Regions from separate parts of the Homo sapiens genome. Here all the other regions are linked to region 3. A link is an interaction called in ENCODE POLR2A ChIA-PET data of the cell type or tissue named here. Cell type or tissue: A673. All regions are shown on one strand. Region 1 overlaps LOC101928331 (a long non-coding RNA gene). Region 2 overlaps JARID2 (jumonji and AT-rich interaction domain containing 2). Region 3 has its middle 59 kb from the start of JARID2-DT. Region 4 overlaps JARID2 (jumonji and AT-rich interaction domain containing 2).

Evidence for each region. ChIA-PET counts read pairs that join two places held together with the same protein. Peaks named below come from ENCODE experiments on the same cell type or tissue, not always from the same donor. Only the 100,000 strongest peaks of a DNase experiment are listed, where the experiment ranks them.
Region 1: POLR2A ChIA-PET joins it to region 3 with 37 read pairs; 2 of 35 experiments call an interaction of 5 or more read pairs at or near these places.
Region 2: POLR2A ChIA-PET joins it to region 3 with 10 read pairs; 2 of 35 experiments call an interaction of 5 or more read pairs at or near these places.
Region 4: POLR2A ChIA-PET joins it to region 3 with 13 read pairs; 3 of 35 experiments call an interaction of 5 or more read pairs at or near these places.

What each region holds. Positions count from the first base shown.
Region 1 is chr6:14,496,276-14,504,275 of GRCh38, forward strand. LOC101928331 (a long non-coding RNA gene) reads left to right here. Exons shown (of 3, transcript XR_001743994.3): 2 at 1,782-1,890. Among named protein-coding and RNA genes, the nearest start is that of LINC01108, 210 kb to the left of the region's middle. In A673, a CTCF peak has its summit at 3,904; DNase peaks (open chromatin) are centred at 2,466, 3,816, 4,776 and 5,106; H3K27ac peaks cover 562 bases.
Region 2 is chr6:15,471,854-15,479,853 of GRCh38, forward strand. All of the region lies in intron 5 of JARID2 (jumonji and AT-rich interaction domain containing 2), which reads left to right. Among named protein-coding and RNA genes, the nearest start is that of DTNBP1-AS1, 70 kb to the right of the region's middle. RefSeq lists an enhancer at 1,584-2,783. In A673, no CTCF peak of the experiment used is centred here; a DNase peak (open chromatin) is centred at 4,268; H3K27ac peaks cover 720 bases.
Region 3 is chr6:15,181,978-15,189,977 of GRCh38, forward strand. No RefSeq gene overlaps it. Among named protein-coding and RNA genes, the nearest start is that of JARID2-DT, 59 kb to the right of the region's middle. In A673, no CTCF peak of the experiment used is centred here; a DNase peak (open chromatin) is centred at 3,304; H3K27ac peaks cover 2,118 bases.
Region 4 is chr6:15,426,212-15,434,211 of GRCh38, forward strand. The region is part of intron 3 of JARID2 (jumonji and AT-rich interaction domain containing 2); the gene reads left to right. Among named protein-coding and RNA genes, the nearest start is that of DTNBP1-AS1, 120 kb to the right of the region's middle. RefSeq lists a silencer at 6,735-6,784. In A673, no CTCF peak of the experiment used is centred here; DNase peaks (open chromatin) are centred at 3,730 and 7,140; H3K4me3 peaks cover 698 bases; H3K27ac peaks cover 432 bases.

The sequences.
Region 1 (8,000 bases), 690 kb before region 3:
CTATTCTAGTATTTTTGTTTGGTATTGATCCTGTTTTGAAAAACCATTTTGAAAAATTCTCAATCAGAATGCCTTTGAATATTTTCCTGATTATGCACACATTAAGCTACATGAAGTTTTTTCACAGCTCACTTATACTTTTATCATTTGTTTGAGTCTATTTTTTCTGTGCTTCATTTAGGATATTTTCTCTTACTATACATCTTCAAGTTCACTAATTTTTTCTTCTACTATGTCTAATCTGCCATCAATCCCATTTATTATTTAATCTCAGACAGTAAAGTTTTTCTCCAGAAGTTTCATTTGGATCTTTTAAAATATTTTCCATATCTCTACTTCACTATCTGAACATATAGAATAAAGTTCTAACAACTGGTTTGTTCTTGTCTGCTAGTTCTAACTAACCTCTGTGCTGGTTCTGGATTGCCTTCAATTCACTGATTATTCTCCTCACTATAGGTCACGGTTCTTTGAATGCTTGATATCTTTATTTGGATGCCAAACATTGTGGATTTTTACCTTGTTGAGCTCTGAATATTTTTGTTTAAATATTCTTGTATAACTATTCTTGAGCTTTGTTCTGGGATGTATTGGAAATGATTTGATTCTTTCAGCTGTAACTTTTATGATTTGTTAGGCAGGTCCATAACTGCTTAATCTGAGGCCAATTATTCTCCATTACTAAGGCACAACATTGCTAAGTATTCTACCCAAATGCCTCATGAATTGAGTTTTCCAGTCTGGTTGGTGGGAATAGTCACTATTCTCAGCTTTGTGTATGTGTCAGGCACTATTCTCTCATTCTTCCAGATTTTTTTTCTTGCCCCATTCTTGGGTAGCTTCCTCACATGCATGTGTTGGTCTGTACTCTGTTGTGCACACAGGGGGAACCTTTGCAGACATCCAGGGTTTTCCCTTTGTATGCCGTCCCATGACCTCTGGCCATGGTGATCTCCTACATCCTCAGCCCCATCTCCTCTGCTCTACCTGGGTTTCCCCTCCCTGCACTGCAGCCTGGAAGTTTTCTGAAGGCAGTAAGCTGGAGTACTCCTAGGACTCCCCTTCATGCTCTGTCTGAATCACTGCCCTTTGTTTCCTGCTGAGAAGTCTTGAAAATCATTTTTTCATATATTTTGTATGTTTTTCTATTGTTGTTTCGGAAAGGAGGATAAATTCACGCCCTTTTATCTCACCTTGGGCAGAAGCAGAAGTTGGTGCATTGTATTTTAAAAATTTAGTTGACTGGGGAACTCTTTTTCATGGTGCACATTTTGGGAAATTTTAGGTTAAAGTTAATCTGACAGGCACTGGACACTCGATATTTTTTGAACTAAGAAATGGAATTTACCTATTAAAATTCAAATCCCTTTGAGAGGTAAACCCCTTAAATCATTAACATCCATTAGCACTGATTAGTTTATCTGAAGATTGGCTTTCCATTTATTTCTTGTCTAGCAGAGAAGAAAAAAATGGAAAAAATAAAATTACAGAGTCAGAAAATTAGGTTGTTAGGAGCGGATAAAGATAAGGGCCAAAGCTTAATAGTACCAAAGAATCTTTTTTTTAATTGATTTTTTTTTTTTTTTTTTTTTTTTGGAGCATCTTCTTTCTACAGGTGAGGTGAGGTGAATCTTGCAGAGGGTAAGTGTCTTACCTGAGGTCATGCAGCTTGGAATGGAAGAGCTGGGATTACAGCCTGGTTCTAAACTAGGCAACACATTTAAATGTGTTATATAGGAAATGATCAATAAATACTAATTTTTCTTTCCTTCTCAATCTAGTGCTGGAGCAGAGGTACTGAATGAGGAAGTGGAGTCTTGGGATACCTTTGGAGGGATCCAGTTAATGGACTGGCTGCCATAATTGGTCTGAGACACTGGTGCAAGCATGGTAGGTATGAGGGACTAAAAGGAAGGAAACAGCCCACTAGAGGACAATAATCCGAGTACAGAGATAGTATGGGAGCAAGTGACACATATGGTAAATTAAAAAGTCACTGCCCCTGTAATCCCAGTACTTTAGGAGGCCGAGGCGGGTGGATCACGAGGTCAGGAGATCAAGACCATCCTGGCTAACACAGTGAAACCTGGTCTCTACTAAAAATGCAAAAAATTACCCTTGGCATGGTGGCATACACCTGTAGTCCCAGCTACTCGGGAGGCTGAGGCAGGAAAATTGCTTGAACCTGGGAGGTGGAGGTTGCAGTGAGCCGAGATCACGCCACTGCACTCCAGCCTGGGTGACAGAGTAAGACTGTCAAAAAAAAAAAGTCACTGCCAACAACTGAAAATACCTCCAGGTATTTCCTTCCTTCCTTCCTTCCTTCCTTCCTTCCTTCCTTCCTTCCTTCCTTCCTTCCTTCCTTCTTTCCTTTCTTCCTTCCTTCCTCCCTTCCTTCCCACTTCCATAGTGGGAGCTCGGAGCCACATGTAATTTCATTTTTTTTTTTTTAAATAATGAACTGCCATGTTTCCTACTTCCAAATTCTAGAGTGCAATTCGTACCTGCTACACTCTGATGAGAGGGTGTAAGCTTTATTTGTAGAGCTGGAGTTAGTTTGGGCATTGCTATCATGATGATAGGCATTTTTAAGAGGCAGAGAATCAGGCAGGAAAATAGCACAAAGTAAATGCAGGGAACAGTTACAAAATAAATAGAAAACTTGGGCTCTTAACTTCAAGAAGCTTAATCTAAGCAGAGACATCAGGAAAACACACATCAAAGGACTTAGTAAAATGCCCCAAGTCAAATCACTGCTGTGCACAACACATACACTTGTAGGAATGATAGCTATTATTATCATAATTTGTTGAGTATCTACTATATGCAGGCATGTAGGCACTTTTTTTAAATTTAATTTTATTTATTTTTTAGAGACAGGATCTTGCTCTGTTGCCCAGGCTAGAGTGCAGTGGTATGATCATAGCTCACTGCAGCCTTGACCTAGCAGACTCAAGCGATCCTCCTGCCTCAGCCTCCAGAGGAGCTAGGACTACAGGCACACACCACCATGCCTGGCTAATTTATTTTTATTTTTTGGAGAGATGAGGTCTCCCTATGTTGCACAGTCTGGTCTCAAACTCCTGGGCTCATGTGATCCTCCCACCTTGGCCTTACAAAGCGCTGGAATTACAGGCGTAAGCCACCACACCTGGCCCACTTAGGAACTTTCTATATGCTATAGCATTTAATGTTCACTTTTAATGAGGAAATTAGGACCAGAGAGGTGAAGCAACTTGCCCACAATCACACAGCTAGCAAATGACAGAACTAGGTCTCAAGGTCAGGTCTGTCGTTTCCATCACCTTTGCTCGCATCACCACCCTTCTAAAGACAAACAGAGTAGTGGATCCTTAGATGCCAAGAGATAAACTTGGGATCAACACAGCTGGGAGGACCCAGCAAGAATTGGCAAAGTAGAGGGCATATTTTATAATTTAAGAAGCAAAATGCTGTCACATGTCAGCAGAGTCAAGGGGGAAAAAAGTGCATAAAACTAAAAAAATTAAGAATGATAAAGAAAAACCAAGTAGGTAAGGATGAGGGTGTGTTGACCCTTGTTTCAACTCCACTGGTTTCTTCCCCACAAAATCATTTAGGGAATAGAGAGACAATAACAGGAGGGCAGAGGCACTTAATCAGAGATTTTACAAACCACTAAATCAAAAGAGACTGTGAAATTCCCGCCCGGGGAAGCTAACAGTGAGATTAAATGGATTAGTCTACTGTACAGGAATCCGGGGAATGCAGGCAGCATGTGCTTTTGTTGTGGATTGCTCAGCAGCAACACGATAGTTTTACATCTCCCAGAAACATATGGGCATGTGCCCTTCTGCAAACCAGCAAGCAAGAGCAGCGCCTGGCGAGCTGCTTCCCCTACACCACACGTCTCGTTTCAGGAGGTGGCAGATAGTGACATTTTATGGAGAGCTTGCGCAGGGAACGTGTGGGAAATGAAAAGGCAACCCAGCTAATCGCACCCATAATTTCTAAGCTCAGAGCTGGGTTCACTACGGTTGTGGGGAATAAAAAAAGAACTGGAATTAGGAGTTCTGGTATTAATCCTTGCAAAGAAAGGGAGAAGAGGCTGGGTGCAGTGGCTCACGCCTGTAATGCCAGCACTTTGGGAGGCCTAGGCGGGCGGATCTCTTGAGGCCAGGAGTTCGAGACCAGCCTGGTCAACATGGTGAAACCCCTTCTCTACAAAAAAAAAAAAACATTACAAAAATTCGCCGGGCATGGTGATGCGCACCTGTAGTCCCAGCTACTCGGGAGGCTGAGGCAGGAGAATCACTTGAGCACGGGAGGCGGAAGTTACAGTGAGCCAAGATCGTGCCTCCATGCTCTGCTTGAGTGACAAAGCGAGACTCATGCCCAAACCAAAAAAAAAGTGGGCTGGCTGGGAGCGGGGGAGAAGAAGGAGGCCTCTGACAGTGTGTCTCCCAAACTTTGGAGGCAACTGCTACCTGAAGATAGCCGAGAAGACTCCTTAGCTCCTTTCCTTTTGGTGTTAACGGCAGCAGTGGTAGCACATGGAATTAAACTCACAAAACACACAGATTGCTAGTTTCCAGAAATCCACATCCAAACTCCAAAAAGCCAGACATTGGTTAGATATATGTACAAACTCTGACCCGCCTGAGTTAACGGTTGACATCAGCAGTCTATAATAAATAATTAATATAGCCCTAGGAGACATAAAGCCAGCAACATGGTATCTCTCCCTCAGCTCTAAATGGAATGCCAGATAACCTACTTTGAAGAGTAATGTGTTCACAGTATGTGGGAATTAACTGCTCAATATAATAAGTACTATTGAATTTCCCATCTCCATGCACATGGAGGGCAACTGCCACCAAAAACACAGTAATAACAGTAACTGAGTGATGAAAAAAAGAGCCCCATTTTTTATTACAACCTTAAAATGTTATAGGTTAAAATAATCTTAAAGGGTTTAAAAAACAGCAATTAAATCTTTCCATTTCTGTTTTCCAAGACTGCAGCTGAGAACACGAGGGCCTAAGAGCCATACGGTGCTAGCCTTGCTAATAACGCTCTGTGAAAAATCTCATTAATTCAGTCTGGCTCTTCAGATCAGCCGCTAAATCCTTGTATTGTCACTCATCCTCTGGCCTTTTCAGGATTTCCATAGCCTAACTAGAAGTATCTCCATGGAAACCAAGCAGTCCTGCTTTGCACATCCCGGAACTTTTTGTTCCTGACAAAGCTTGACAAATCACATGCAGCATGGAGAGTTTAACATAGCGAACTAAATCCTGACCCGCACTTAGAAATGATAAACCCAAGCATACCAGCTTTATTATAAATGATTTCCTTACAAGATACTTAACCAAGCCAGTGAAATGCTGAACCAGACAAGTTTCAAGAACAAGGTGCTGGGGGGGAGAAGGGGGGGGGGGGAAGGCAAATAAATAAATAGATAAATAGGAACCCCAGGTGTGTTCAGCTGTAGGTTCTGCGAGCTCATTTTCTGTCTAATTGACTTAAATTGAAAGCAACTGAAGGCGAGAAAGAGCGAGAAGGATGCTGTTTCTGAGAAGGCCTTCCTTTTTTTCCTCTGGAGAAAGTGAAATCCTAAATCCATTCCCTCATTTTCCCTAACTCCTGAAGAGAATGGGAATCTACAGGTCTCTATCCCTGGTGAGCCCGGAGGTTGAGTTTTCACAAGGGCAGCAAGAAGAATCCCTTCTCCTCTTCCTGTCCACCTTCTGAAGAGGAGGAGACAGAGCCGGGTTGCAGATCCTCACCAAAGTGGATGCTGTTCCCAGAGGAAGGAAGGCCCCCCCGGGGCAAGGTTGCCAACATGACCCCACAGAGACCAGGAACAAACGTTCTTGCCTTTGGACTTCACTTCTTCACAGAGCCAGAGTTACAGGCCAACCTGAAGATGGTATCATGACTCACACACACTTATTTCTCAGCCTCAGCCAGGCTCAAGAGCAAGACTGCTGAAGGAGGAAGGGCCCTTCATGGCCTCCTCTGCCTCGTGACTGCTTTACCTGCCACTGATGAGGCTTCCCTGGGATGAGATGGAGACGAGGGCACTGAATGACTTTGAGTTAGGGGGACTCAAGAGGGTGAGGGCACCATGATCATTACCCCTTCAGTCTCCTGTCTCCCTCTTGGCATCTCTGCAACACAGAAGGCTGGCAATGGTGAGATATTATATTGTCAATTATTCAAACTTTAGAATTTTCTGATGCCTCAACATCCCTGCAAATGGGCTGTGAGCACCTTGCCCAGGTGACCAGGTGCACCAGTGTGCTAAGGCTGGTCCGGGCCACAGGTTCCCCACTTTGTGCTCCCCTGACTGGGACCTAGTGACATCAACACCACCAGTGCAATCCCCTCACACCTTTTGCTTGTGGATTCCCCTCTGAAGTCCAATAAAGGCGCTTGTCTGAGTCCTCTCTCTCTCATCTCTTTCTCTCTCTCTCTGTCTCAACTCTGCACTACCTTGGTTGAGTCAGCTCCCTTGGCACTCCTCCAATGTGGCCCCACGTGGCAGGGTGCTCTTCACGACCTTTGCTAGCCTCCATCCATCTACTTAATATGCTCTCCGAGTATAATTCCCATGGCCATGTGGGGTGATCTTTAAAGACCCCACACGGGATTGCTCCCCCATTTATAAGAAGCAAGTGACAAGAGAAGGCCCAGGGCAGTACAGGGAGGCCTGGGAAATGCCACAAGTCCTCCTTATATTCTGCCTCCTTAGCCTGAGCCTTGATTCCACTTGGAATCACACTAGGGGTATCTTCAAAGGTCTGAGACAGAAGTCTTCCTTCTTGGGTTCTTGGTGTGGAGGCTGGTGATGTTTTTGAGACACCATAATATTTGTAGCATTGGCGATGCCTTGCCTAGACAAACCACAGAAGACTAGACTGACCTCTGCATGGGCAGCAGTGTCTGAACTCTCATCACCCAAGAACTCGCCAACACAGCGCTACTGGGTATTTACAACAACAACCAGTTCTGGACACATTGTACACGGTCTACAAATACTTGCTGATTAACTGAATTGGGGCCTGTAAGATCCCACAGCTCCCTCAGATTCTTCAAAGCAAGAGTAAATGAAGCTTAGTCTCATTTCAACCTTCAGTGAACACTACTGTGCTCTGTGAAAGTTGAGAATCCATATAATAATAATAGTAATAATAATAATAATGGCAGTTAGCTGTTATCAAGTTCTTACCCTGTAATACCAGGCGTTCTTCTGAGTGTTTATTATATACATATATTAGCTCCTTTAATCCTCCTAATGATCACCTGGAGAAGATACTATTATTATGCCTATATTATTACCTTCATTTTATCAATGAAAGTACTGAGACACAAAGGGCTTAACGAACTTGCTTAAATTCACAGAGCTGGGCTTTGAACCAAGGCAAACTCTAGCATTTATGCATTTAACCACTACCCTTTGCTGTCTCTTGTGATACTATCAATGCTAAGTGCCTCAAACCAAAATATTCAGTAAATTATAATAGCTACTGTTGGGGCTCAGAAAACAACACCCCAAAATGAAGACCTCAGAAGTGGCTTCAGAAGCATCCTCAGGGCCAGGCAAGGTGGCTCACGCCTGTAATCCCAGCACTTTGGGAGGCCGAGGCAGGTGGATCACATGAGCTCAGGAATTCAAGACCAGCCTGGCCAACATGGAGAAATCCTAAAAATATAAAAATTAGCTGGGCATAGTGGCACACACCTGTAATCCCAGCTACTCGGGAGACTGAGGCAGGAGAATTGCCTGAGCCTGGGAGACGGAGGTTGCAGTGAGCCGAGATTGCGCCACTGCACACCAGCCTGGCCGACTGAACCAGACTCTGTCTCAAAAAAAAATAAAAAAGAAGTATCCTCAGAAGCAAACATTTTTCTTCGACCTTCTCCTGTCCTCCTGTCTCTCAGTCCTATTGTCCCCCAAGACTAGTCATAGAAATTGGGATTCCCTCTTTCCCAAGTGGAGTCATACAAACCAGAAC
Region 2 (8,000 bases), 290 kb after region 3:
ACATTGACCACTGTCATTGCCACTAGGAGTCAAGGAAAGTGTAACTATCTATAGATACATATCTCTGTGCATTTACACAGATGAACTTCTGAGTTTCAAAAATCTTAGGAGATTCTACTTTTTCATTTTTTATTGTTTAAAATTTAAAATTTTATTTAAAAATTTTTTTAATTTTAAAATTAAAAATTTAATGCCTGTTAATTCAGATATTTCCAGGAACAGTGTTGGGATTTTTTTGTCCCCTCATGAATTTTGATGTCTCTCGGTGAGGGGCTGGTAGGATAGTGTGAATCCTGGCTCCAGGCTGGGAAGACTAGGTGGAATGAGTGGTCTTGGGTAAGCACCGACACACCCACCTCCTACTGCTGTTTCTGAGTTGTGCCCTTGCCCTCCTTGCTGTCCCTCTTCCGCCCTGTCTCTTCTGTCATCCTTTCTTTTACAATAGAGTCACAGCATCAGATAGAGGAGCTGCAGGAAGCATACCCAAACCAGCTGAGCTTAGTAAGGGGACTAACTTCACTGAAATGTACAAACCTTTCTGTGCTTCCTTTTCTGAGACTTGTAGATAACCAAACTGAAAGGCCTTTCTCACATCCCTGAGCAGCTGGCTTATAATTTTAATTAGATTGATGTCATCTGTGATTAGGCCTGCCCCCAACCTCCAAGTGTCTACCATTTTGATTATGTCGTATTTGAATTGTGAATGGGTTTTCTTTGATTTCAACCCAGCAGAGTCCCAGAACTACCATCTTGGGAGAAGCCATGGGGCTGTGCAGTCTGTTTGCCTGCACCTGAACTTCAGGGGAAGTTTGGTGGGGGGATTGTTGCAGGCCCAAGAGACCTGTATTTAGATCTGTCCAGACTGCAGTCCTTCTTGCTGTCCCATTCTGTTGTCCAGAGTCACCAGCCATTTCCCTGTTCAGTCTGTGTTAGGCCTGCCCGTTCCTGAGCAGGCACTCACTTCCTGGGCATGTCCCTCTGCAATTTAATTCATTGCTCTTCAGCAGCGTCATAGGGAAGTTTGAATCTTATTTAGTCTGAGGTTTTCTTTCTATTGCTATGCCTGGGCATTTTTTAGATCTTAACCTGGTCAGAAAAATTCCATTTCCTGTGCAAGTCAAAGAGACAAGCACGAAACCAACTCCACTAGAATTTTTCCTACAGAATTTGTGAGTTTTTAGCAAATGTGAATACCCGTGTTAGGAAAGATTTCATATTTACATGTTCCCGAAATTGCTGTATTTGTGGAGGATTTGGAGAGAGCTCAAACTCATTTTATTGTGATAAGTGCTGAAACATAATCATAGAATCTTTGCCATGTTAACAGTGGTGAATGATATTAACCATTTATGGAGTTACCTTTTCTCTCCTAAATCAAATAAGATTAACTTCTGTATAAATGAGAAAAATGTAAGCCCCTGTGCTGACGTAAGCGCTCTGAAAGATAGCACAGATGAACACGGCAATAGGATCTACCCACAAGGAGCTAATGGGAGATGATGTCTCCTGGCACATCTGTCAGAAACGTCAGAAGACATTCAGGTCTTTACGTGTGTTTCTCCTGATGAAACAGGTTTCAGTGTCTCATTCATCTTTGTCATTCCCTGTCACTTGGTGATGCTACCTGGGTGACTTGTCTCCCTTGTCTTCTGATGTGCGTGCCCCCCCCCCCCCCCCGCTTTGTGTCCTGCCACCCACCTCACACCCATATACCAAGGTCCTTAAGAGGGGGGTGGTGTGATCGTTGGGGCTCCATTAAGACATTTTGTAGTTTTTGTGTATATTTATGGGTTTTATGTATTTGTTGTCCCTTTGTAGGCATCCGAGTACCAAGTCTTTTGTGAAGTCATATGAAAAGAAAAAATCCCCACAAGCCACTACCTGGGATATAGGTCTCTGCAGAGTCCTTCCTGCTGTTGCCACATGGCTTGAATGGCCTTGGAAGCCAAAGAGTAACAATCCACAGGATGTCAGTGCTTCCTTATGACGCCAGTGGAGGGAATGGAATAAAGCCAGCTTAGTAATATACAGGCCACTTGGAATGCTCCTCCGATTTCAAATGACCCGGGGGAACATGGTGGTTTCGTGAAACCAAAGTCAGCTTTGAAGAAAGCTAATGTCAGCCTCAGGTTCAGGCAGTACTGTAGAAGAACACTGAGCTCTCAGTAGCTGGCTAGCTGTGCTGCCTTCCCCAGTCTATTTCACATCCGCTTTTATATCAAGGCAGATGACAAGGAAACAAACTGACGTCAGTTTATTAAAGGAAACACTTGTGATATTGGGAGTAATCCCTCAGGCAAGAGGTGCTAATTGAACCTAAGAGTATTTCTGAAGTTACTATTTTCAACAGTAGAGAAGGAAATTATTGATCATCTCATCCAAAATTGATAAAAACCTAAGTGTAGCAGTCTTTCAAAATTAAATATTCTCAGCTGTGGAATATTCTCATGCCCAACATTGCTACTTCCTCAACCATTTCTAGATGATTAAAATTACACTGTAATGCCATGTTGCTCAATATGCATATTTGTTGTCATTTTTGTCTGTTCATTTCTTAGGAATGTCTTTGCCACCATCGAACAGTCATCAGGAACTTAGTTGCATGCCTTTTTTTTTTTTTTTTTAGCTACTCGTTAGCTTGTGTGTTCTTGGGCAAGGTATTTACTTAGCTTCTCTGATTCTTAATTTCTACTTCTGTGAAATCAGCATGATAGAGTAGATTAGCATTAATTTGTCCAGTCATTGATTCATTTATATCCCAGCATAAGGAAACAATGAGGCTGTATCATGGGCAGCAGTAGAGCCATTCAGATCTCTAATGGTGGATGCCAGCCATTGTTATATGTTCAAGGAAAATGACATTTCCAAGATCACTATTCAGCTGGGTGAAGGTTCCCAACTAAAATTTTGTCCCTGTAATCCATTCTTCTTTCCCTGAGATAATAGTGACTTGTCCAGATTAAAACTTTTATATCCCACCGTGTCTTCAACCCCATTTACATTGCTATCTATACTTTGTTTTCTTCATTCTTTTATAACCCTTAGGAAAACTGGTGTACTGTTGCATCCTCCAAGCAAAGGCTGAGTTGCTGAAAGTCAGTAATAATCCCGGTTGACACCAGTCGTTTACACAAGAATCCTCCAAGTGGTCAGACTGCTGGGATCACCTAGAGCTTTGTTTTCATGTGTAATAAATACAGATCAAATGTTGGCAACAGTTCCCATGGCAGCTAAAAGTTCTTTCCTGCAAAATTTCACTGAGGTCCATTTCTCTGTAAGTTTAGAGCGGAATTCCTAGAAATTTCTTATAATGGGATTTCATTATGAGTATCCATCAGTCATCAAAGGGAGTATTTATTTAAATGTGACATAATATAAAATGAAACAGATCTTCCTATAGAGGGTTCCTTGCAATAAAAAGGCAATCAGGCACCAGTGCCTTGCAAATCTAATGAAGCTTGGAGCTCTGCAGGTGCAGGTGCTGTCAGAAAAGAGGTTAGCAATTTTCTGAACCTGAAGAAGGCCTCTTCTGAACTGCAGACAGAGGAAAGAGTCCTGGAGAGCACCACATCTCAGGCCACATCAGGTGCTGTGGAACTGCCAGGGAGGCCCAGGTCCTCGCTTCGCCGTGCAACTAGCATTTTCTCTTGCATAATCGCCTACCACCTGTTCTTCAACATAAACCCACTAGCCCCACATTGTGCCATGAGACAAGGCACCTGAGCCAGGCCGTGCTGCACCTGCGACCTCAGGAAGCTGTGATGCTCTGCCCTTACCCCTGTTCCCTGATTTTGGAGTGCCTTGGTGAATAGAAGCAAAACACGAGCTGTGCTTTTAGATGAAAATAAGTTCTCTGGCTGCATGGAAAGAACGGTTTGGATATAGTTAGTTAAGAAGGTGAGAGCTCAGTCTTCCCTCCTCACACCTCAGTTTTACTCCCTCATTTTTTGAAAACATTCAAATATAGAGGCAGATGATCTTCGTGTCCTTTTGGTTTCTGACTTGGGTGAAGAAGGCACAGGTCTTAAAATAGGTTTTCTTGCAGGGAGAACCTGGGTGAGGGCATCACGATTGTGTATTCAAGCAACTGCTCAGAATTGTTAATCTTTCACAAGCGAAAGGGGAGAGCAAGCTGGTTGTTTTGTGACTTTTCCATTACAGGGTATTTCTCTTATCAGATTTGTGCTTTTCCCTATTTTGTATGCTCGAGCTGTTGAGGCGTGTCAGGAAATCTAGCAACATCTGTATCCTCCCCAGAGGGATCACCCCTGCTGAAATGTGGGGAGATAAACACACAGAAAACAAAAGTATGGAAAACTGATGCTTTACCACTGGGGTGGGTTTGGCCAATATTTTAATTAGGCCACATTTCAAGGAGAACAGCTTTATTTCAGCAGCTAGCTGAAGAACCTAGAACCCAGACTGCCAGGGGTGTCCTGTTTCATCTTGTTTCTCCACAAAAGAGCAGAGTGGCTCTGGTCATGGAGCCGGGACCTCTGGCCTCATGGCAGAGGTGGCAGGAGAGGACACACACACCATCCACAGTGTCCTGCCATCAGCTTCCACATGGGCCTGAGACTGTACCCTTCTTCCTCCGAGCAGGAGTCCTGATGCCAGTAGTTTCCTGCAAGAGCCTGCTGTCCCCAGGCAGATGTTTTGTTTTGCAAACATTACACAGGACTCTAATGTGCTCATTTGTAATCCACTGAACATCCTAATGGAAATGGATTTATTAAAATATATAATCTGAAATGATTTGGACAGCATCACATGAGCTTTTAACCTTGGGTTAGCACTCAAGGGTTACAATAACAATGCTTCCAGCAACTTCTATTTCAATAGCACATCAGAGTTTCCAAAATACTCTTCCATATACAGAATCTCAAATGATTCTAAAAATGGAGCCCTTAGGTAATGACTATTTGGAAACCAAATAACACAATCAGAACACTGCTTCATGGGTATTTATATTACAAGTTGATATTTGAGATGCCTAGATTTTTCTTAAGCTCTCATAATTGGTTATTTTTTCCAGGGGGTAAGTGAGGTAGACTAGAGGAATTAATAAATGCCTTTGGAATGAGTTTACCTTGGCTTTTTGAGTGCTTTGAGGAGGAGACCTTGGTGAAGGCTTGTTGCTAGGTCAGCTGCATGTGTATCTTTTAAATGCTTTTTATAACTTAAAAACGGAAGGAAGAAGAGTGGCTGTTGTTTCTTTTGTGCATATCGTTTTCTGAAGAGGGATGTTTCTCAGAAGACTTTTTAAACAGCATGTCATTGGACTCCCAGCTGGAATGACTTAATTGCTTTTAGATTCATACCGGGGGCATGTTGTGTAAGGGCCAAAAAGCAATCATTTGGACGAGTTTATCACATTTCTGCTCTGTGGTTGCCTTTGAGGGGCATTGAGCCCTCTCTTTGTCTGGGCGGTGGGGTGTTGGGGTGTCGGTCATGCATCAGGGTCAGGAGCTTGCCATAGCCCTGCTATGTTCAGTGGGGACAGACACTCTGTAACAGACAAATGCCGCCTCCCCGCCCCCGAGAGAACATGTGATATTCTCTTTACCTCTTTTTAACCTCTGGTAGCTCCATTTTTCCTGTTGAGACAAGTGACTATTCCAAAAAGTTGGAATATGGGATGGGAGTGTTGGTTTTTTTTTTTTTTTTTTTTTAAGAGCTGTAATACATGTAGAGAGACCAGTTATACAATGTATGTTTCTAACCACCCCCTTTACGCATTTGGGGCGGTGTTCCTTAGAGGCCGTTGGGTAGGATGGTTCAGAGCATCATGATTACAGCACTGACACACTTATGGCTGCAACCTTAGGATTTTTCTGTTTTAGTTTTCTTATCTCTGAAGAAGAGATCATAGGTTTTGGCAATAACTAAATGAATTGATACATGTTACAACAGTTAATGTTAGAAACTGCTGTGTTGCATATTATCATTAACATAATGTGATTGAAAAGATCTGGTGCCTGGAACAACCTTATAATTGCTAGGAAAACTCGAGAAAGTTTATGTATCTCAAATGCCTGGGGCACGATGAGGACTGTCAAAGAGTCAGCCATTACCCTTGAGTGTTGTGACATCATCAGCCTCGCCAGAACTATGTTGTGGGCTGTTTCAGTGTGGTAGAAGGTCTTGGTAATTCCTGTGTCAGGATTATCATCCTTTCCCTGTTTCTTCTTGCTTTGCTAAAGTATTTATTTGTTCCACTGGCCTCGTAGGGCCTTAGTGGGGGATATAGGCACACACTTCGGGATAGTTGGCCCATGCCCCATGAGTTTGGTGTTGTTACCTTCGTAACTCTTTCTGTGACAGGCAGCTAGAAGATGGTGTATCTGGTGGTGGAAGAGAAGCTCCTGGCTCTGATCCCTCTTTTTAGCCTGGTGTCAGGGCTAAAAAGATTATTTAGCCTCTTTAAGCTTTAGTTTTCCTCCTTTGTAAAATTATATTACTAATACCTGACTCGCAATGCTGCTTGGGGTTGTGGGGGAGGATATGTGAGGGTGGGGTCACTACTCTCAGGTATGGATGCAGAACCCACAGATAGAGAGGGCCGACTGTATTTAGTTTTTTCGTGCTAATGTTTTTACTTTGAAAATGACCAAGTTGCCTATAACTTGTATAGTCAATTGTGTCAATGGGATGCGTTCTGGTCTAACTCGCATGTGCATATTTAAGGGTGTTTCTCTCTCGGTGTGTAGTAAACAGTTTACAAATTCCTTACTCAAATCCAAAGGTGAGCCAGAACTCTTATCACTGACTTCAGATGTGGTTGGCCTGTTTTAAATCATTATTTTTGGAATTTAGGTTTTTTGTTTTGTTTTGAGATGGAGTCTCACTCTTGTCACCTAGGCTGGAGTGCAATGGCGCGATCTCGGCTCACTGCAGTCTCCACCTCCCGGGTTCAAGCGATTCTCCTGCCTCAGCCTCCTGAGTAGCTGGGATTACAGGTGCCCGCCACCATGCCCGGCTAATTTTTCTACTTTTAGTAGAGATGGGGTTTTTACTGTGTTGGCCAGGATGCTCTCCCGAGCTCAGGTGATCCGCCTGCCTCGGCTTCCCAAAGTGTTGAGATTACAGGTGTGAGCCACCGTGCCCGGCCGGATTTAGGGTTTTATGAAACCCAAAACTGCAGAAACATTTTATTCGTGTGTTCTTTACGAGTTAACGCCATCCTTTTCTGAGTGTAACCTGCAGTTCTGTGCTCTTGCCTTGATTCTTGCCAGTGATAAAGCACGAGAGCCTTGCAGACCAACTGCCTGTTGCCCCGTAAGGCCATTTGTCCAGCTGTTCCTCCCTTACCATTAACGCAAACATTTTAGAGTGACTGATGCCCACACAGGCCGCGGGGCTAGTAATCATCAGGTCTGCCATCCTTTCCTCAGCACTTTTGGGGGCCAAGAGGGCCAAGAAGCCATTTTTCAATGACAAAAACCATTCATCCTGATTTATGGTCTTTCTGTTGTCCTGACCTTTATATTCTCATAAAAGTCTTTTAATTTTAGTGTCGTATGTTAGCAGGAATATATGTAAGAAATTTGTGTAAAGGGCAGATATATCCAAGTCTGTTATTTTATCATTGCACATAATGCATTCACACTTGGAGATCATGATGAGAGTGGCAACCAAGTGGTAATTGGTGGGAAAAATATTACAGAATTTAAGTTCTTCTATAGAAAAGGAAGAAGATGTGATTGGCTTTAAACATTCTATTTCCAGATATCTGTTATAATTGTGATCAAAGTGAAAGAGATTTCATTGTGTGAAAGTTCCAGAAGCGTTTTACAAAGCCTGTAAACCAGTAGAATTTGCTTATGATACTGGAGTTTCGGAGTACAGAGGCAGCATCCCAGGTTGACGTTTGTTCCCTGTGCGAGTGAGCTGCTGGCTGGATGCAAGGTGATAATGGGGGTTTTGCTCACCTAAGCTGTGTTCTTGCAGCTTTCCCTAGTTTTACACGTGGATGGTGGAGCTGTTTTGGCCCAGGGCAA
Region 3 (8,000 bases):
AATTAGCTGGGGATGGGGGCGGCCGCCTGTAATCCCAGCTACTCAGGGGGCTGAGGCAGGAGAATCGCTTGAACCCGGGAGGGAGAGGTTGCAGTGAGCCGAAATTGTGCCACTGCACTCCAGCCTGGGTGACAGAGTGAGACCCCGTCTCAAAAACAAAAAAAAAAGAACCACTGTGTTGATTTTTCAACAAAAGTCACTTGTCAGATGGAGGTTTGCTTTGTCTGTACGTGTGTGTGGTGGTGGGAAGGTGGGGATGCGTGGGGTCACTTCAGTTGGTGATGAGTAAGATGGTTCACAGATCCAAAATGCCATAAAACCAGAGCTCTGGGCTGGATCTCTTCAAACATTGCTCCCAAAGTAGCCAGAGTCTAAAGTGACCTCAGATATCAGGTAGCAATACAAAAAGTCAGCAATATGAACTGGGACCAAGGCAGGAGGGACGTCCCCAGACACTTTGATCAAGGCCCAGTGGTCGTGGCAAAAGACAGCCTGGTCCTCCTGCTTTAGGGACCAATCACTGCACACATGAAGTTTGATCTTCATCTCTCAGGATCATGAAGTTTTTTTTTTTTTTTTTTCAAATGAGTTGGTTTGATTCCAGGTGATACAGAAATTAGAGTAGAACAAAAACCAGAGCAGCTGAGCAAATTCACAGCTAAGGTAGGAATGGCTGAGTGAAAAATCTGAAGAGATCATGAGCCACTATAATATATATATATATATTTTTAACAAAAGTTTATTTTTAAATGGACCACACGGGCCAGATGTGGTGGCTTATACCTGTAATCCCAGCACTTTGGGAGGCTGAAGCAGGTGGATCATTTGAGCTCAGGAGTTCAAGACCAGCCTGGGCGACATGGTGAGACCTCGTCTCTACTAAAAATACAAAAAAATTAGCCAGGCCTCATGGCACACACCTGTAGTCCCAGCTACTTGGGAAGCTGAGGTAGGAGAATCACTTGAACCCGGGAAACGGAGGTTTCAGTGAGCCAAAACAGAGGGAGATTTGTCTCAAAAAAAAAAAAAAAAAAGGACCACAGGCTGCAAGATAACACTTTATTCTAGATGTAGGTGGCAAAGGATGTTATACTAGGGAATCCAGATATTTAATTTTATTTAATATTTTTTCTTTTAATTTTTTTTTGGTTTTTTTTTTTTTTTTTTGAGATGGAGTCTTGCTCTGTCTCCCAGGCTGGAGTGCAGCCTTGGCCTCCCAAAGTGCTGTCATTACAGGTGTGAGCCACTAAGCCCAGACTTTATTTTTTTAATTCTATTTTGAGACAAGGTCTGGCTCTATCACCCAGGCTAAAGCGCAGTGGAGTGATCTTGGCTCACTGCAACCTCTGCCCCCTGGGCTCAAGCAATCCTTTCACCTCAGCTTCCTGAGTAGCTGGGACTACAGGTGCACACAACCACGCCCAAATAATTTTTGTATTTTTTGTAAAGACAAAGTTTTGCCATTTTGCCCAGGCTGGTCTCGAACTCCTGGCCTCAAGCAACCTGTCCACCTCAGCCTCCCAAAGTGCTGGGATTAGAGGCGTGAGCCACTGTGACCAGCCTCCTTCTTCTTCTTTTTTTTTTTTTTTTTTTTTGAGATGGAGTCTCCCTTTGTCTCCCAGGCTGGAGTGCAGCAGCGAGATCTCAGCTCACCGCAACGTCCGCCTCCCGGGTTCAAGTGTTTCTCCTGCCTCAGCCTCCCAGGCACCCACCATCATACCCAGCTAATTTTTGTATTTTTAGTAGAGACAGGGTTTCACCCTGTTGGCCAGGCTGGTCTGGAACTCCTGACCTCAAGTGATCCGCCCACCTCAGCCTCCCACAGTGCTGGGATTACAGGCATGAGCCAGGGTGCCAGGCCGCTCCTTGTGTCTTAAAATCAACTCTGAGGTGTATGGGTGATAAGAAGAATTCATATTTATCATACTCTCTTTTATTCAATTTAAATGTGTTGCTAAGTATTATATACTGTATTTGCTTAGGATTTAAGTTCAATTGTATATAACAGAACTTCATCTCCCCCCTGCCCTGCCAAAAAAAAAAAAAAAAAGGCATACATGAGACAGTAGCTTATTTCAGCCTCAGATATAAGCATGACTGTTGGCACTTGGGGTGGTGGAGTGGCCCCAGTTGCCATTCTGCCACCCACAGGTGTTGGCCTGCCACATGAGTGAAGATGGCTCAACACTGAGGCCCTGTTCCAAGTCACAGGGGAGAGGGAGGTTGGTGAAAGAGGAATACCACCTCTCTTTAAGGGTGCATTCCAGAAGTGGCACTTCCAATGGCCACAATTAATCACATGGCCATAAGCAACTGCAAAGATTGCTGGAAATGTAGCCATTATGAGTGACAACGGGGTTCTCTGACAAGGAAGAAGGGCAGAGAAGTCATTAGCGGACTAGCAATCTCTGCAAATATGTTTTATCTTTTTCTAAAAAAGGAAAAAAACGAAAAAGAAAATGTAGTTCTAAAAGAGAACCCCCCCCCCACTCCACATTTTACCTGGTGGTGGATTCCCCCTCCTCCCCGTTTCAACCTAAAAGTCATTTCCTCAGAGAACCTGCCTTGGGTTTTCCCCTTTCTTCCTTTCACCATCTCTGGCCCCCTTTGAGATGAGATCTCTGTTATTCTCTGTCAACAGCATTTCTCTTCAGAGCACTTACCATCAGTGACATGAATGACTCACTATTATGACTACATGTATGATGTCTGGCTCCTGAACTGCACTCAGAGCTTTGTAAGGACAGGTATTGAACCTGCCCAATTCACAGGTGCCCCTTGGCAAAGTCTCTAGCCAAATCTCTCTGCTGGGCACGGTAGCTCACACCTGTAATCCCAGAACTTTGGGAGGCTGAGGCAGGTGTATCACCTGAGGCCAGGAGTTCAAGACCAGCCTGGCCAGTATGGTGAAACCACATCTCTACTAAAAATACAAAAATTAGCCAGGTGTGGTGGCATGCGCCTGTAATCCCAGCTACTTTGGAGGCTGAGGCAGGAAAATCACTTGAACCTGGGAGGCAGAGATTGCAGTGAGCTAAGACCACGCCATTGCATCCCAGCCTGGGCAACAAGAACAAAACTCCATCAAGGAAGGAAGGAAGGAAGGAAGGAAGGAAGGAAGGAAGGAAGGAAGGAGGGAGGGAGGGAGGGAGGGAGGGAGGGAGGGAGGGAGGGAGGGAGGAAAGGAAGGAAGGAAGGAAGGAAGGAGCCAGACGAGGTGGCTCATGCCTGTAATCCCAGCTCTTTGGGAGGCCGAGGCGGGGAGGCAGAGGTTGCAGTGTGCTGAGACCACCCCATTGCACCCCAGCATGGGCAACAAGAACAAAACTCCATCAAGAAAGGAAGGAAGGAAGGAAGGAAGGAAGGAAGGAAGGAAGGAAGGAAGGAAGGAGTGAGCCGGACGCGGTGGCTCATGCCTGTAATCCCAGCTCTTTGGGAAGCTGAGGTGGGCGGATCATGAGGTCCAGAGATCGAAACCATCCTGGCTAACATGGTGAAACCCTGTCTCTACTAAAAATACAAAAAATTAGCTGGGCATGGTGGCGGTCGCCATAGTCCCAGCTACTCAGGAGGCTGAGGCAGGAGAATGGCGTGAACCCGGGAGGCAGAGCTTGCAGTGAGCCGAGATATCACCACTGCATTCCAGCCTGGGCGACAGAGTGAGACTCCATCTCAAAAAAAAAAAAAAAAAAAAAGGAAGGAAGGAAAAAGAAAGGGAAGGAAGGAAGGAAGGAAAAGAAAGAAAGAAAGAAAGACAAAGAAAGAAAGAAAGAAAAAGAGAGAAAGAAAGAGAGAGAAAGAAAGAAAAAAGTTATGGTGTTCACAAAAAGATTCTCAATTATGGACATAACCAATTTGCTTGAATTCATTTTGATTTTAAAAATAAATAGGCCAGGCATGGTGGCTCACACCTGTAATCCCAGTACTGTGGGAGGCCAAGGTGGGTGGATCACGAGGTCAGGAGTTCGAGACCAGCCTGGCTAACATGGTGAAACCCCATCTCCACTAAAAGTACAAAAAGTAGCTGGGCATGGTGGTGAGCACCTGTAATCCCAGCTACTCAGGAGGCTGAGGCAGGAGAATTACTTGAACCAGGTGGGCGGAGGTTGCAATGAGCAGAGATCATGCCACTGCACTCCAGCCTGAGCAACAGAGCAAGACTCCATCTGAAAAAAAAAAACCAAGATCATCATATGCAATGCATGTACCTTGATTGGATTCTAAATCAGGGGAAAATAGTATAAAGGATATTTTGGAGACAAATGGGGAAATTTAAATAAACTGTGCTGGCCGGGTGTGGTGGCTCACACATGTAATCCCAGCGCTTTGCAAGGCCAAGGAGGGCAGATCACGAGGTCAGGAGTTCGAGACCAGCCTGACCAACATGGTGAAACCCCATCTCTACTAAAAATACAAAAATTAGCCGGGCATGGTGGTGTGCGCCTGTAATCCCAGCTACTTGGGAGGCTAAGAATAGCTTAAACATGGGAGTCTGTCTGAAAAAAAAAAAGGATATATATATATACACATATATATGTATGTATATACACACACACACACACACACATATATAGATTGTGCTATTGTCTGAATTTTATTTTGTTTTGTTTTGTTTTTTGTTTTTTTTGAGACGCAGTCTCGCCCTATCACCCAGGCTTGAGTGCAGTGGCACGATCTAGGCTCACTGCAACCCCCGCCTCCTGGGTTCAAGGGATTCTCCTGCCTCAGCTGCTGGAGTAGCTGGCGTTACAGGCACCCGCTACCACGCGTGGCTAATTTTCTTTTTCTTTTTCTTTTTCTTTTCTTTTCTTTTTTTTTTTGAGACGGAGTCTCACTCCGTCACCAGGCTGGAATGCAGTAGCACAATCTTGGCTCACTACAACCTCCGCCTCCCAGGTTCAAGTGATTCGCCTGCCTCAGCCTCCCCAGTAGCTTGGACTGCAGGCTCATGCCACCAAGCCCAGCTAATTTTTGTATTTTTAGTAGAGACGGGGTTTCACCATGTTGGCCAGGATGTTCTTGATCTCTTAACCTTGTGATCTGCCTGCCTCGGCCTCCCAAAGTACTGGGATTACAGGCGTGAGCCACCACAACCAGCACTCTGAAAGTTTTTGCTGCCCCAAAATTCATACGTTGAAACCTAACCCTCAAGGAGATGATATTAAAAGCTAGGGTTCATTGGGAGGTGAGGTGAGTAGGTCATGAGAATAGAACCCTCATGAATGGGAGGCCTTAGGAAAGAGGCCCCAGGCAGGGCACGATGGCTCACGCCTATAATCCCAGCACTTTGGGAGGCTGAGGCAGGTGGATCACCTGAGGTTGGGAGTTCGAGATCAGCCTGGTCAACATGATGAAACCTGTCTTTACTAAAAATACAAAACTTAGCTGGGCGTGGTGATGTACGTCTGTAATCCCAACTACTCGGGAGGCTGAGGCAGAAGAATCATTTGAACCCGGGAGGGGGAGCTTGCAGTGAGCAGAGATTGTGCCACTGCACTACAGCCTGGCTGACAAGAGCGAGACTCCATATTACAAAAAAAAAAAAAAAAATGGTCAAACCCCAATTCGACTAAAACAAAAATTAGCCAGGCGTGGTGCCACACATCTGTAGTCCCAGCTAGTTGGGAGGCTGAGGAACAAGAATTGCTTGAACCCAGGGAGCAGAAGTTGTAGTGAACCGAGATAGCACCACTGCACTCCAGCCTGGGCGACAGAGACTTTCTCTCAAAAAAAAAAAATTTAGGGAATCAGCATGAAAGAAAATAGTCCCCTTTGTCTGTTTCTCTAACATGTTTTCACCAAAGTCTTCGTTTTTGTTTTTTGTTTTTTGTTTTGAGACACAGTCTCACTCTGTCGCCGAGGCTGGAGTACAGTGGCACTGTGTCAGCTCACTGCAACCTCCGCCTCCTGGGTTCAAGCAATTCTCCTGCCTCAACCTCCTGAGTAGCTGGGATTACAGGTGTCCACCACCACGCCTGGCTAGTTTTATATTTTTAGTAGAGACGGGGTTTCACCATGTTGGCCAGGCTGGTCTTGAACTCCTGACCTCAGGTGATCCGTCTGCCTCGGCCTCCCAAAGTGCTGGGATTACAGGCGTGAGCCACTGCACCCGGCCTGTTTTCACCAAAGTCTTAAAGACAGATCCAATATATTACTTTTTAAAAATAAGTTTCTATATCCAAGAGGATATAGGATAAGGCAAGAGGAAATTCAAGGGACATGTAAGGCAAGGTATGGGGGAAGGGGCTCAGAGCTTCCATGGCCTCCCTGGTTGTGCCACCCTTCAGGAGGCTCCACTTTTTCAAGTATCCAGAAGCTCCTGAACCCTGTCCTCGTGGATTTTCACGGAGGCTTCATGACATCAGCATTCCTTACCTCAGGGTATAGGATGGGACCCTCTTATGGGAGGGTCTTAAGACCCACAATCAGTCTTTGCCGCCGCGCCGGCGAGCGCCGCCCGGGAGGCAGCGGCTGGAGGAGCGGACGGGCCCCGCGGGGCCCGAGGGCAAGGAGCAGCCGCCGGCCTTGGCCTCCCAAAGTGCCGAGATTGCAGCCTCTGCCCGGCTGCCACCCCGTCTGGGAAGTGAGGAGTGTTTCTGCCTGGCCGCCCATCGTCTGGGATGTGAGGAGCCCCTCTGCCTGGCTGCCCAGTCTGGAAAGTGAGGAGCGTCTCCGCCCGGCCGCCATCCCATCTAGGAAGTGAGGAGCGCCTCTTCCCAGCCGCCATCACATCTAGGAAGTGAGGAGCGTCTCTGCCCGGCCGCCCATCGTCTGAGATGTGGGGAGCGCCTCTGCCCCGCCGCCCCATCTGGGATGTGAGGAGCGCCTCTGCCCGGCCGAGACCCCGTCTGGGAGGTGAGGAGCGTCTCTGCCCGGCCGCCCCGTCTGAGAAGTGAGGAGACCCTCTGCCTGGCAACCGCCCCGTCTGAGAAGTGAGGAGCCCCTCCGCCCGGCAGCTGCCCCGTCTGAGAAGTGAGGAGCCTCTCCACCCGGCAGCCACCCCATCTGGGAAGTGAGGAGCGTCTCCGCCCGGCAGCCACCCCGTCCGGGAGGGAGGTGGGGGGGGGTCAGCCTCCCGCCCGGCCAGCCGCCCCATCAGGGAGGGAGGTGGGGGTTCAGCCCCGCCGCCCGGCCAGCCGTGCCATCCGGGAGGGAGGTGGGGGGGTCAGCCCCCCGCCTGGCCAGCCGCCCCGTCCGGGAGGTGAGGGGCGCCTCTGCCCGGCCGCCCCTACTGGGAAGTGAGGAGCCCCTCAGCCCGGCCAGCCACCCCGTCCGGGAGGGAGATGGGGGGGTCAGCCCCCCCACCCGGCCAGCCGCCCCGTCCGGGAGGGAGGTGGGGGGGTCAGCCCCCCGCCCGGCCAGCCGCCCCGTCCGGGAGGGAGGTTGGGGGGTCAGCCCTCCGCCCGGCCAGCCTCCCCGTCTGGGAGGTGAGGGGCGCCTCTGCCCGGCCGCCCCTACTGGGAAGTGAGGAGCCCCTCTGCCCGGCCAGCCGCCCCGTCCGGGAGGGAGGTGGGGAGGTCGGCCCCCCGCCCGGCCAGCCGCCCCGTCCGGGAGGGAGGTGGGGGGGTCGGCCCCCCGCCCGGCCAGCCGCCCCGTCCGGGAGGGAGGTGGGGGGGTCGGCCCCCCGCCCGGCCAGCCGCCCCGTCCGGGAGGGAGGTGGGGGGGGGGTCAGCCCCCCCGCCCGGCCAGCCGCCCCGTCCGGGAGGTGAGGGGCGCCTCTGCCCGGCCGCCCCTACTGGGAAGTGAGGAGCCCCTCTGCCCGGCCAGCCGCCCCGTCCGGGAGGGAGGTGGGGGTGTCAGCCCCCCGCCCGGCCAGCCGCCCCGTCCGGGAGGGAGGTGGGGGGGGTCAGCCCCCCCGCCCGGCCAGCCTCCCCGTCCGGGAGGTGAGGGGCGCCTCTGCCCGGCCGCCCCTACTGGGAAGTGAGGAGCCCCTCTGCCCGGCCAGCCGCCCCGTCCGGGAGGGAGGTGGGGGGGGTCAGCCCCCCCGCCCGGCCAGCCGC
Region 4 (8,000 bases), 240 kb after region 3:
TGGGGCCGAGGTTTGACAAGTGAAGGGTTCTTTGTGCTTCTTAACAGGCTGCTTCTAGAAGGCTTTGTGTGCTTCAGGGCATTCTCTTTACCGATGGACTTCACAAGCTGGCTGAGAGAGAAGGCAGGATTGAATTATAAACTTTTCTTTACCAAGATGGTGAGCTGGAGGCAAGATGGTTAGTTGATATTCAAAAGGACGCACGTGGATGTTGGGCAGGCTGCACATTGGACAGGCCCAGCTAGGCAGACTGGAAATGACCAAGAACCCAGGTAGTTTGTAGAATTAAATGAAATAACCTGTCTCCACACTATGTAGGAGGTTACTATGCTTAAGTGTTGGCTCCCAAATCAGTCTAAGCCAAGATGTGCTCAGAGGCACTGAATCAATATTTGTTGAATGGATGTGGACTGACAGCACTAGCTTCCTTCAGTTATAGTAGGGAGTGGAAGAGCTCCAAGAGGGTTTCCTGTCTTCACCTTAGTAAATGAAAAACAAACCCCAATCTTGCTTGCTTGCTGTTTTTCCAACCCCCAGAGGATGAGGTGACTTAAGCCTAATAGATTCTTGGATAATTACAAGGAGGTCAGGAGATTTTACCATTTGAAAGCCATCAGTGCCATTTTATGGTTTTGATCAAAAGGCTTATTTATAGTATACATTTACATTGTTTAAGTGTATGTGTTTGTTAAAGAATTACATAACTGGCCTGAGTAATGGGGGGTACATCAGCACCTTGATATATTTGGAGTAGCACTTTGCAGGAATGTAAAGGAGGGCTGTGTCTGGCAACCCTTTGTGGCTGTGTGCAATTTATTTTTAACCTTGCCATTTATGCTTATCTTCCTGAAATTGTGTTTTATGAGTTTGAAACCTGGGTCTTCTTTCTTTAACAAGTTCCTGTTCCTGCTAGACTTGGGTCTGTCTCTAGAGAGGTCTTATTAGATACTCAATTCTTCTGCATAAACCTGCACCACACTCTGTCCTAAGAGTTCAGAGCATGTGAGTTGTAGTGTGATGGAAGGAATCGCAAAGCCTGGACCTGCCGCAGAATATTTGCATCCTCTGCAGGTTTAGATGTTGGCGAACACTTGTTGGGACTTCATATTCACCCCCATTATTTGCTTCAGGCTCCTGGCAAACATACTAGCTTCTTCCGCATTTGTTTATTTTCTAGAAAACAAAAAAGGCTGGAACTTCATTTTTATTACTGCAGTGGCCATTTCCTTTTTCTGTTACCTCGGAGATCAGATTGCAGGGATATCACTTCCACCCCCCATGTAAATTATGGTCTAGTATGCTTTGTGGTTGCCATGGAAACTGCTGGATACAAGTTTCTTTCCTTCCTCCTCTAAGCTCTTGCTAGGCTTTTAAACAGTAACATTTTTGTCTCATCCCTTTGCCCTCCTTGCCTTTTCACACCCCCAAAGGACAAGTCTAAACACCACCCTGATCTTTTTCAGCAGTTTCTGACCCTCCTGGGAACATTTGATCAGTTCCTGAATCTTCCTTAGTGTGAATGTGTAGACACTGGTTCCTGGCATCTTACGTGAAAGGCACTAGATGCTGGAATTGTGAGGGCTTGGAGTCACCTGGTTTGTGAAGGAGGTGACAGCCATTAATGTCACTTGTGGTTCACATGTGAGTGCTTATATGGGGTTGTTAGACATACCTTTTTTTTTTTTAATGCAGAGTGCTGCTTGATGTTAATACCTCACTTGACTGCCTAGTGCAATTGCAAGTAGTGCACAGTGCTTTAACTAAGATGAGAATTGAATGTTTCTTCTTACTACTGTCGCCGTATACTTCCTGTTCCCTCACTGCCTCCCTCCTATTTTATTGTAAGATGGGAGTCTGGCGGGTGATGAAAGGCAGCAACCAAAGTGACTTGTTTTAGAAGAAAATTGGGTTCATTTCTGCTTTTGGAAATTTTAAGGAGGGGTTTTTATGGTAAGTGGGTTTTTTTCTACACAATAAGGTAAATATCATGCAAGAATATTTTTTCCTTTAGGCTCAATGGCTTTAATTTGCAATGATAGAATCTTCTTTTTTTGTTAGATATATATTTTTGTTATACTTTAAGTTCTAGGGTACATGTGCACAATGTGCAGGTTTGTTACGTAATGTATACATGTGCCATGTTGGTGTGCTGCACCCATTAACTCATCATTTAGCATTAGGTATGTCTCCTAATGCTATCCCTCCACCCTCCCGCCACCCCACAACAGGCCCTGGTGTGTGATGTTGCCCTTCCTGTGTCCAAGTGTTCTCATTGTTCAATTCCCACTTATGAGTGAGAACATGCCATATTTGGTTTTTTGTCCTTGCGGTAGTTTGCTGAGAATAATGGTTTCCAGCTTCATCCATGTCCCTACAAAGGACATGAACTCATGCAATGATAGAATCTTCTAGTGCCAGGCATGGTGGCTAATGCCTGTAATCCTAGCACTTTGAGAGGCCAAGACTGGCGAATCACCTGAGGTCAAGAGTTCGAGACCAGCCTGGCCAACATGGTGAAACCTTGTCTGTACTTAAAATACAAAAATTAGCTGGGCCTGGTGGCACACACGTGTAATCCCAGCTACCTGGGAAGCTGAGGCAGGAGAATCGCTGGAACCCGGGAGGTAGAGGCCGCAGTGAGTTGAGATAGCACCACTGCACTCCAACCTGGGGGACACAGCGAGACTCTGTCTCAAAAAAACAACAAAAAAAAAACAAACCCCCCCCCCAAAAAAAAAAAAAACTTCTAGAGTATAGTCCTCATTAATTGTCTTGATAGCTCCATCCTCATACTTAAAGCTATTCACAGAATTGGTTGAAAGCAACATCATCCATATGTGATTGTCTTGCCTGTGTTTGGGTGGGGCGAGGAATAGGTAGTCTTTGCTTTCTAGGCTATGTCCACTTGAGTAGGGATGGGTCCTTGTTTATCTTTGTATCCCCAATGGTGGCAGAGTATCTGCTGTGGAATAACAATTTGCATGTTTTTGAGTGTGTAAACAAATTCTAAGAGTAGCTAAACCAACTATTAGGAAAAGGAATCTTTTTCTTGTTCTTTTTTTTTTTTGAGGTAGTTGTGGTCTCACTCTGTCACCCAGGCTGGAATGCAATGGTGTCATCATAGGCTAACTACAACCTTGGATTCCTGGGCTCAAGCAGTCATCTCGCCTCAGCCTCCTGAGTATCTGGGACCACAGGCACATGCCACCATGCCTGGCATACATTTTCATATTTTGTAGAGGTTGGGTCTCAGTGTGTTGCCTGGGCTGGTTGCGAACTCCTGGTGGCCTCAATTGATCTTTGCACTTCAGCCTCCCAAAGTGCTGAGATTACAGACCTGAGCCACCGCACTCCACTGAAAAGGAAACATTTCTAAAGGGGTCATCACATTTCAGAGGCAAATACTCCTATTTAGAATTGTTCTGGTCTTTTGCACACTATCATCTTGGAGGGGGTGTATGCACACGTGTGTGTGTCTGAAGTAAAAACCCATTGGATTTGTTTTTTTGAAGTGTTAGGAAAGAACCGAGTACACGTTTTTGGTAGTGATACATACCGTTTTGTCTCCGGCCCTGCGAGAGAGAGAAATGTACACACACGTTTCTACATTCTTTTCCCTGGGTACAGAAACTCCACATCTGACCACAGGGAAGCCAAAATGTACCGTGTAAATTTTACTCCTTGGTACATCTGATTAGTAATAAGGAAGTGTGTATTTCTAGCCTCACAGCAGGCTTGTGAGTCCTCAGACGTCATTATAATATTGCTGAATTGCTAGCAGCCCTCTCTAATTAGTCATGCCAAGAGAAGGCAAAATTCCATCTTCTTGCATGAAGATTCTCTGGTTCTTCCCTTGGTGCCAACTTAGGGTTAACTCCAGCTTTCTGGACTCTTTCAAATATAAAAACATTTAACCTCTGCATCTATGTCCATGATAATAAAATAATGTCTTATAAGGATGCCATTAAATATATCTGACGTTCTTGCTAAGATTTTGTTTTTTCCTTAGGTACAAGATGTACTTTTGCTTCTTTATCTTCCTGGAGTTTAGTTATCAAGACAATTTCTGTGACATTAAAATACCATGTATGACCACTTTATAGAATATTTCAAGTATGTACAATTGACCTCAATGTTAATTCATTTCGTTTACTATATACAAAATGTGGGAAGAAGGAAAACATTTAAACAGAAAACAAGAACCATGCTTGATACTGAGTTATTTTCCTGCTGTTTATATGTGGTTGCCAATTATATGTTGAAATACATGAGGCCTTTTGAGATGTTGCTTCTCTTATATGAAATACTGTTCTGTTGAGTATATAACAGTATAATAGGCCAGGTGCTTTATTGAATTAAGTAAATTGTTTTCTAATATGATTTAAAAAGTGCACTAAGCAAGCATTGGGTCGGGTGTAGTGAGATGTCCATCTGTGAAGGGCTTATTGATAATCTGGTGATGAAATCGCTTTTGTCAGTGCCTACTTACCTGGGGGTTGTGGGACTTGTGGGGCATGCTTTCCAGTCCAAGCCCACTTAAGCTTCTGCTAACTCTTGGGGGAATGAATGGTCTGTAGGGGCTGCTTTGAGTAACTGCACATGATCCAGACCAGTCTTGGGGTACTTTATTATTCTGTCAACTTGGAACTGTGTAGGATGGGATTCTAGCAGTTTCTAAATATATGTTGTTTTCAGAGCCATTCTTTTTCTGGAACATAGTTACAAATTTGTTCAGCCTGTTACTCAGCCCCCAAGAAATATGTTTGCATTCACTGTGACAGCCTGTAGACTATTGGTACCGTGCAGGGCTGTAATCTGCTTGTTGTTCCGGCAAATACCATTGTGTAATGTGGACTGGCACTTGGCCTTTCTGGAGCTTGTAGTTTTTCCCCTTTGTAGGGAGTTGAACTGCCTTTGCCATAATTTCTCTCCTGATTATCATTTCTTATGCCTCCTGCAATTCAGCCTAATTGAACTGTGCTGGGATAAATAGAGCCCTTACAGATCATGTGAATGTGAGATCATCCCATTCCCTAAATGAGGAATCTATGGCTTAGATAGGACTGGGTGCTGTGAGTCTTCCTGATTAATGTTTTGAAATGATTTAGGAACCCAAATGCACGCTGATGTTTTCCATCAGCTGCGATCCGTATGTCTCATAAACGATGCCTTCCTGCTGTTTGGGTTTTGGGAATTGTTTGAGGCCAAGGAGAGGAGGGTATGGCTCCTTCAGCTTTACCCTTCTGAAGGTCATGAGGAATAATTCTGACAAACACCTTGAAGACAGTGACGGCTTGTGCCTTCTGTGTTGCTGTTACCACTGCCTCCACTACTTTTAGTGTAAACAAGCTCTTTACATATTATTCACATTTCTTGGTTCAAGCCTCAGAAGACCAGGATATAATTTTAAATTGCAATTAGTTAATTGAAATTAAGTTTCTAAAGAAAGTGTTGAAGACTCTTATCTTTTTCCCTTTCAATGAAGCAATTTAAGCACTGTAAGAAATTTACAGATGGCAGTTTGGATAATGACCCCATAGATTTTTTTCCAGAGAGGTTCTGTCTCCAGTGTTGTCCCTTTATTCAGGGACATTGAATCAGAGCTGTGAAGCAGTCTGTTTTGTGGTTTCTGTTGAAATCCTCTTAAGCCAAGTCACTAAAGGTATGCCACTGGAAAGGACTCTTATCTCTTGTGAAATAAATCCAGTAGGAAGCCTGTTCTCAGGAATGCCTGGTTAGGTACACAGGCTCACTGTGCTCAGTAGTGCTCCTGCACTTTTGCTAAGCCACTGAGACCCACAGTTCAGCTGGTACCAGTGTGTTACCGGTGGAGGGTGTCCAGGTTCTTGGCGTTTTGAACAAAGAATTGGACAAAACACACAAAGCAATGAAAAAAAAAAAACACAGATTTATTGAAACGAAAGTACACTCTACAGGCCGGGTGTGGTGGCTCCCGTTTGCAATCCCAGCACTTTGGGAGGCTAAGGCGGGTGGATCTCTTGAGGTCAGGGATTCAAGACCAGCTTGGCCAACATGGTGAAACCCTGTCTCTACTAAAAATACAAAATTAGTCAGGCATGGTGGCTCACGCCTATAATCCCAGCTACTCGGTAGGCTGAGGCTGAGGCATCACTTCAACTTAAGAGGCAGAGGTGGCAGTGAGCTGAGATTGCGCCACTGCACCTCAGCCTGGGCAGACTTGGGACTCTGTCATCCTCCAGCTACTCTCACCTTCAAAAACAACAACAACAACAACAACAACAACAACAAGAAAAGTACGCTCCACAGACTGGGAGTGGGCTCGAAGCCAGTGTCTCAGTAGCACTGGTTGCAGAATTTTCTGGGGTTCAAATACCCTCTAGAGGTTTCCCATTGGTTACTTGGTGTATGCCCCATGTGAATGAAGAGGATGAAGTGAAGTTTCCTGCCATAGCTGGAAAGTTTGGAATGTTACAAAGTTATTTACTTGGGCTAGAAGGTTGGCAGTTTTTCCGTTTGATTTAGTTCTAGGAAGTCCTTAGGCTCCTTCCCTCCAGACCCTGTTCTCCTGCTGCAGAAGCACAGGTTTTTGAATAAAGTTAGATGTTTGGTTTGTATCTAAGCTGTTAAAAGCTACTTAAAAGTGTCTGAGCCTCTCTGTTTCCTTGTCTGATAAATGCAACCATTACACCTTATAGCATTGGCTATAACCCAGTATTTCTCACATGTAAGCGTGCATCAGAATCATCTGGAGGACTGGTTAAAACACAGACTGGCTAGGTCCTGCCCTGAGGGTTTTTGATTCAGTTAAGTCTGAGGTGGTGCCTGAGAATTTGCATTTCTAGTATGCTCCCAAGTGATTCTTTTGTTGCTGGTTGAAGAATCACACTTTGATAAGCACCACTCCGAGGGCTCTATGTGATTTAAAGCACGTATTATATTATTACCCTTAAATAATAAGCACCCATTCTATATATAGTTGCTGGGTAAGTGAACAGTGATTATGTCTGTGGTTAAGAATTTTTAGGGCCAGGTAGCCCCATTTCCTTATAGGGACCTTTTCCTTTGTGTGTCCCCAAATGTTTCCTTCCTCAGCTTGTTCATCTGCCTTGTGCAGAGAAAGAAAAGTAATAATGTCTTTCCTTCCCTTGCGGTTTATTTGAAATTATTTATAGTCTAGTTGTTGGCTGCATGCCTCCTCCCCAACCCCCATGTCTCTCTGTGTGTGTGTGTGTGTGTGTGTGTGTGTGTGTGTGTGTGTATAATTTCAGTTTAGGCAGTCGCTTAGGTGGCGTGCATCCTACCTAAGGGCATGTCATCCAAGTGAAAGTCTTTTCCTGATGTAAGCAACTTATTAGAGCAAACAATGTGATTTAATCTTGGATTTCCTTTGTATTAGGCGGTCATATGCTGGCTTTAATTTTATATTCATAAGATGATTCCCAGCTTCCTGTGGGTTGCAATACATGGTGCTTCCCTTGGCCAGGTCGATGCACCCACTACTGCCCACCCACATCAATTGCATCATACAGGACTGGGGATGTTTTTCTCCATTCTTTTGGGGATATGGGGGGAAAATTTGACAGTGCTTTCTCCCTGATAGTTCTTTTCTCTTATAATTAGCATTAATGGATGATACTGTGGCTGACAATAATGCAATATCCATCATACCCCTGTTTTTTAAATTCTTTTAGGCCCTAAGAGTTTTTCCAGTAGCCCTCACTCTCCAGGGTGTGTGTGTGTGTGTGTGTGTGTGTGTGTGTGTGTGTGTGTGTGTGTGTCAGGAGTAGAATAGGGTTGAGAATATGTATGTGCCAGTGTACTTTACTTTCCCTGGTTTCACATGTTTCAGCTTGGCATGAGACAGTTTATACCCAGTGGGGGAATCTGCCCGTAAAACACAGGTACCTCCGTAAGTCTGTCTCCACCCTTCACTGTGTTCCTAACAGTTTTTTTTTTTATTTTTATTTTTTAAACGAAGTTTTGTTGTAGATCAGAGAATGAGAGATGACATTAAATAA